2 separate regions of the Homo sapiens genome follow, and region 1 is linked to region 2. The links are chromatin loops, found by intact Hi-C in ENCODE. Cell type or tissue: GM12878. All regions are shown on one strand. Links, peaks and the distances in the headings refer to the core of each region. The heading gives the core; the rest is flanking DNA. Region 1 overlaps LOC107986023 (a long non-coding RNA gene). Region 2 overlaps LOC107986023 (a long non-coding RNA gene).

Region 1 (2,925 bases), core at 221-2,720, 71 kb before region 2:
TCGCATCACGAAGAAATGATACATTTTCGTGGTGATGGATATGCTAATAACTCAAATTTGATACATGATGTGTAATGATCAAAGTAATTTGAAAATAAAAATCTTCAAAATTAAATTTAATTTAATAGGCTCAAATGAAAAATAAACTGTTATATATAACATTATATACATAACAAAATATCATTTAGCCTTAAAAAAGAAGGAGATCCCAGAATTTGCAACAACATTGATGAACCCGGAGGACATTATGCCAAGTGAAACAGGACAAACACAAAAAGCAAAATATTGCATGATCTCACTTATACGTGGAATCTTTTTTTGAAAGTTAAATACACAGAGATGGAGAATAAAACAGTGGTTTACCAAAGATGGGGGGTTAGGAGGAGATAGGAAATGGGGAGATGTAAGTTAAAGGATACAAAGTAGTAGATACGTAGGATGCCCAAGTCTAGAGATCTAATGTACAACATGAGGACTATAGTTAATAATATTGTATTATATTTAGGATTTTTGCTAAATTAGTACATTTTAGCTGCTCTTGCCATACACAGAAAAAATGCATAACTATGTGAGATGATGGATATGTTAACTTGTATCACTATAGTAAGCATTTTATTATCTGTATGTACCTCACACATCATGCTGTACACCTTAAATACACACAATAAAATGTTTAAAAATATGTAACCACATCAGAGAGTAATTTGATATAGTTGAAGATATATGAGACTCTGTACCCCAGAAATTCTGCTTCTTCATCTATCCTTAGAGAAACTGTCCCACATACATATTTAAGAATATTATTTGAAGCACTGTGTTATAATAGGAAAAAATTGAAACATAAATGCCCATTAACAAGAGAATGGATACAACAATGAAAATTAATAAACTAGATGTATTAACATAGATAGATTCCAGGCCAGGCATGGTGGCTCACACCTGTAATCCCAGCACTTTGGGAGGCCAAGGCAGGATGATCTCTTGAGCCCAGGAGTTCAAGACCAGTCTGGGCAATGAGACGCCCTCTCTACAAAAAATTTAAAAATTAGCTGGGCATGGTGGCATGGCCAGTAGCCCCAGGTACTCAAGGGGCTGAGGTGGGAGGATTGCTTAAGCCCAGGAAGTCAAGACAGCAATGAGCCATGATTGTGCCACTGCAATCCAGCCTGGGTGACAGAGAAAGACCGTGTCTCAAAACAGCAACAAAAATAGATTCCCAAAATGAAACATCCAGCGAGAAAATCAAGTTAGTGGATGAGATGCCATATAGTATAATAACATTTATAAAACTTTGAAAAGACACAACAATTCTAAATATTTTTCATAGATCTAGACATGGAGCATAAGCATTAAAATATGCATAGAATGAATCAACATTCATTCAATCATTCAAATCAACATCAAAATAGTGGTTGCCTCTGCAATGAGGGAGGTAAATAGAACTAGTGTAGAGAATTAAGGGGACTATGTGTTTATTATATTTTTTCTTTTTTAAAATGGTCTGAAGCAAATACTACAAAATAATACAATTTGGGAATTCTAGATAGCCATTCTACAGATGTTTATAATACTTCTCTATTTATTTATGTTTAAAATATTTTAGTAAAAAAACAAACATTTACCATAGTTTCTAAGGGGTTAAAAATAGAGCCTAGTAAGGAAGGCTGCAATTAAGGACAAAGAGGCTTGAGGACATAAATGAACCCAGACAGCGCTGTGCTCCAGAGACTGTGAATTATTGTCAAAGCCTGGCTATGCATCATTTAGAGAGGAAAGTGGTTCCCCTTCAAGGCCAGCTGTGGTTATTTACCAGTAAGAGTGATAGTTTACACCTGTCAGACAATGTTTATTTCTCTAGAAGTTAGGTAGAGTTTCTGTAATTCACATTCTAATACTGCTTGTCTTTGGTAAATCCTGCCACTCACACAGTCATGAGACTAAAAATAATGAAGCATAATTCAGTTTCTAGTAAAATAGGGCATGTACAGACTATAAAACAAAATTGCTAGATGAGCCAAAGCAAATCCTTTTGGTGCAAAATTCTTATTTCCTTTGTGGTCTTTTCTCACAGCCAGATTCTTGTTAGAAAGAATTCTAAAATACATCTTTTGTAGACTTGGGAGCCAACTCAGAGTTGGCCCCAAAATGAGATAATTTTAGCACGAATAAGGGTAGTATCTGTCAGATTTCTAAACACATGAAATATGTATAAATCAATGAGTCAATTCTCTCTCTCTCGCTCTCACACACACACGTGCGTGCATGCGCTAATTGATCACCTTGGAGATGCTAGCAAACCAATTACTTATTTTGGAAATTAGTAAATAAAAGGAAAGAACTATTTATCCTTCCTTTCCTATATGAACTCTATCACTACATAATCAAATGGTAGATAAGGCAAACTTTCTCATTAAAATTTTCAGCAAATAAATGAAGAAGGAATGTGACAATAGGAATACTGCCGTTTTGCAATTTGTAAATAATTAAATCATTTGGGCAATATGCAACCAAAGCTGCTCAAGGCACAGAAAGAGAGACAACCAAACATTGTGTGTCTCCTGATGAAGTATATACATCATCGCCTGTGAAATAGTCTTGCTAAAACAACCAAACTTGAATCTGACTAGTTTTCAAGATCCAAATATCAATTCATAGGAATACAGAGGGCAGAGGAACCTGTGAAAAGGGGATATAATCAGTAAACCCAGACTGTTGGAAAACATGGGAGAAATAATCATGTTTCTACAACAAATAATTGCAAGGCAAGAGAGGGAAGAAGAAGAAACCTATAAATTAAAAGACTCAAAAGGCAAACTTTAAAAAAAACAAGCAAAACGAAATGGCAGTTTAGTAATGCACACTTGGGTTGTGAAACTACAGAAAAATAAGAAAGTGAATATCATAAAGTCAACACAGTGCTTACTG
Region 2 (2,925 bases), core at 330-2,829:
ATCACTCACCTCAGCCCCAGAAAAAGTGATCCTGAAACAACTGTGGAAATGAAGTCTGCTTTGTGTTCGTCTGTTGGGAAAAGATTGGATCACCAGTCATGCTGTGGGTGTTTAGCAGGCTGCTGGCTTCTGCCCACAATAAAGAGGCATCTCTGAAGGTTCTGATATTTTTAAAAAGAGAAGCAAAAGGGCAGTTAGTGGATCTCAAGGGTTCGTATGAACGACACATTTCCCTGCCCCCACAATCCCTAGGGCTGCCTCTCTTTCCAGGGCTTCAAGTTGGCCCAGGGTATCTGGCTTTCTATACTTCTTGTTTTTCTGGGTCATGAACTGGCAGGGAGCATGCAGCACTGTGCCCTTAGCATTCAGGTGTTTCACAAGCACACTGCTTCTCTCTTGCCCTCATTAGAGTCAGCTGTCTCCAGCATACAGAGAAGGACGTGCAGAGCCTCTGTATGCATGTAGCATGGTGCACCTGGAGAGGTGACAGAAGGGCAGGGCCTCCTCCTAGGAGCCAGCTCCAGTAGCAATATGTAAATGACTTCTTGGAATTGCCAGGCTGGTCCTGGTGAGTCTGGAAGATCACCTTGCTAGTGGGCCCAATGCCAACCTGACAGATGGCCTGGGCTGCTTGCAGCACAACCAGGTTTAGGCCATCAAGTGTGTTCCCTGAAGGCAGGTGACCCATCCAGGAGTGTCAGGGAGGCTGTCCAGGGGGACAACTAAGGCTGCAATGTAATTTCCCCAGCTCTGCCTACCTCCTCTTCCCCGCAACTTGCAGTGCTCTCTAGGAAGAGGGAAAAACCAGGGCTTGCTTTCACCCTTAAAGAAAACTCTGGGTCACATAATTTTTGTTGATGTCCAGTCTGTTTTCTACATGACAGCCCCTCACAGAAGTGACCAAATGTTTCCATCAAAGGAACCAGCTACTGTAAAGTTTAAAAGGATAATAAAATAGTAATGTCTATTTGGGGCCCTAGTTTAGAAAAACCCTGTGATCTCTATAAAGTATTAAGAAAATATTGAACTTTCAAATTTTATGATTTCATGTCCTCTAAGACCACAGACCTCTTGGCATTATTTTTCTTTTGTTCTTTTTTTTTTAAGCATGAATCTTTTTTTTAATAAGAGTTAGAAAGTAAACATAAAACATTTTCTCTCACTTACATTCATAGTTTTTAAAAGCCTAGGGAAAGTTAATGTTTCTGAATTCAGCCTGTGGATTTGAGATAAGGATTCAAGGAGAGAAGGCTTTTAACTCAGAACAGAATCTGTTTGCAGCTATTGTTCAATTAATGTAAAGTATCTGGTTACTGGGCATGTTGCATAATGCATCACAGTGCAAGCCAAACGTTTTCAGTGCTGACAACGAGCTCCTTGATAACAATGAAGAGTGAGGTAATTTGTTAAATTTTTTTGGAAGTCCCCTATAACAGTCTTCTCAAGACTGAATGAATCAACACTTTCCAGCTCAGACCGCAACTGAGCTGTGTGTCTGTGTGTGCGCATGATGATAAGAAATCTAGAAGGAAACTGGGAAAACCACATCTCATGCCCTGTTTAAGAACTAGAAAAAGTGTCAGAAGAATTAAAATTAAGCCTCACGAGAGTCTGTGGGTATGGAAAGTCACCAGCTAGCTAATATTAACATAGCTTGCAACAGAACACTGTTGCTAGAAATAGGACAGTCGCATCACTACCACTAAGCAATTTGCATTCTGTGGACCAGCCCCTGAATTCCTATTGCCCTTTGGGCATTGCATTTCTGGACGCTTCTAGACAGTGTTCATACTTGGCTGTCTGGTTTCACCAGGAACTCTACCCAAAAGAGGAAACAGCAAGGAGAACATTTGCTTTGTTTGTAGGAGGGAAGTTGTCGAGCTACAAACAAATCTTTAGGCATCTGAGGAATTGCTAAGTTTCTAATTTCATATGGTTGCTGACAAGGAGGTGCAGACAAGGACCCTCTTGCTTTCCTCACTATGGATAGTCTGTTGCCTCCATCTAGATTCTCTTATTTCAAAAAATATCCTCTCCATGCAATTAGGAGATATTTATCGACGCTGAGAAACCAAAGAGCCGAAGAACAGGTATCATTTTGTTTATATTATCTTTAAAATGAACGGGTGCTTGTTCCTTGTTGCTTTTACGTCGCTTAGTGATTTCATTTGTGCTGGTTTACATGTTTATAGGTACAGGTCAGATCCTGCTTGTGGCTGTTCAGACTTGGCAATCAGAAAGCAAGCAGGCTTGTGAGAATTTATTTAAACTTGGAACATTCAGATCCTGAGATTAAGCGGAGTTCTGTAATGAAGCCACATGCTTTCTTTCTTCTAAAGAGCTACTCTATCAAAGTTAAATTTTGAATTCTTTGATCATTTTCCAATGCCTCAGATACAAAATTTGACACTATTAATATCTCAACAAAGAAAGTATCAGACCCTAGAAGTACACTTGTCTTCTTGTATTTATGGTTATGTTTACATAGCCAGAATTTGCAAAACAAAAAACATTTTATAAACTATAATAACCTTAAACAGATCATTAACAAGCTATAAAGATCATTCAGAAGCAGTTGGTCATTTTTGTGTGTGTAAAAGGTAGGAGGTAGAGCACTGCCATATTCAGTCTTTTTAGCCAATCAAAAGCTATGATTTCCAGCAGGAGACACTATCACTTGGGAATATAAGCATTTTTAAAACTGTTAAAATGTCTGATCACATCTCATTTAAAATCATGCAGTCATTTTTATGGTGTGAGATTTATATCATTCCATTTCTTTGATCTCCAAAAAAGACATTTCTAAAAATGATTTTTATGAATTTTACCAAATTGTTAGAAGAAGTAGCAATATCTGATCCATTTAAATCTAGTGATTCATTTAGGAAGAAGTGTGGCGGTGGTATACAAATGTGAAGGACAAAT

Evidence for each region. A loop is a pair of places that touch in the nucleus more often than their neighbours do. Peaks named below come from ENCODE experiments on the same cell type or tissue, not always from the same donor. Only the 100,000 strongest peaks of a DNase experiment are listed, where the experiment ranks them.
Region 1: it touches region 2 in a loop (2.9-fold over the local background); 4 of 110 quality-filtered maps call a loop at or near these places.

The regions. Positions count from the first base shown.
Region 1 is chr3:130,777,453-130,780,377 of GRCh38, forward strand. All of the region lies in intron 2 of LOC107986023 (a long non-coding RNA gene), which reads right to left. Among named protein-coding and RNA genes, the nearest start is that of PIK3R4, 32 kb to the left of the region's middle. In GM12878, for the core only: no CTCF peak of the experiment used is centred there; a DNase peak (open chromatin) is centred at 1,769; H3K27ac peaks cover 268 bases.
Region 2 is chr3:130,848,839-130,851,763 of GRCh38, forward strand. LOC107986023 (a long non-coding RNA gene) reads right to left here. Exons shown (of 3, transcript XR_001740492.2): 2 at 10-161. It also overlaps a transcript of ATP2C1 not described here. Among named protein-coding and RNA genes, the nearest start is that of ATP2C1, 44 kb to the right of the region's middle. RefSeq lists an enhancer at 1,344-1,423. In GM12878, for the core only: no CTCF peak of the experiment used is centred there; DNase peaks (open chromatin) are centred at 392 and 1,513; H3K4me3 peaks cover 1,341 bases; H3K27ac peaks cover 2,432 bases.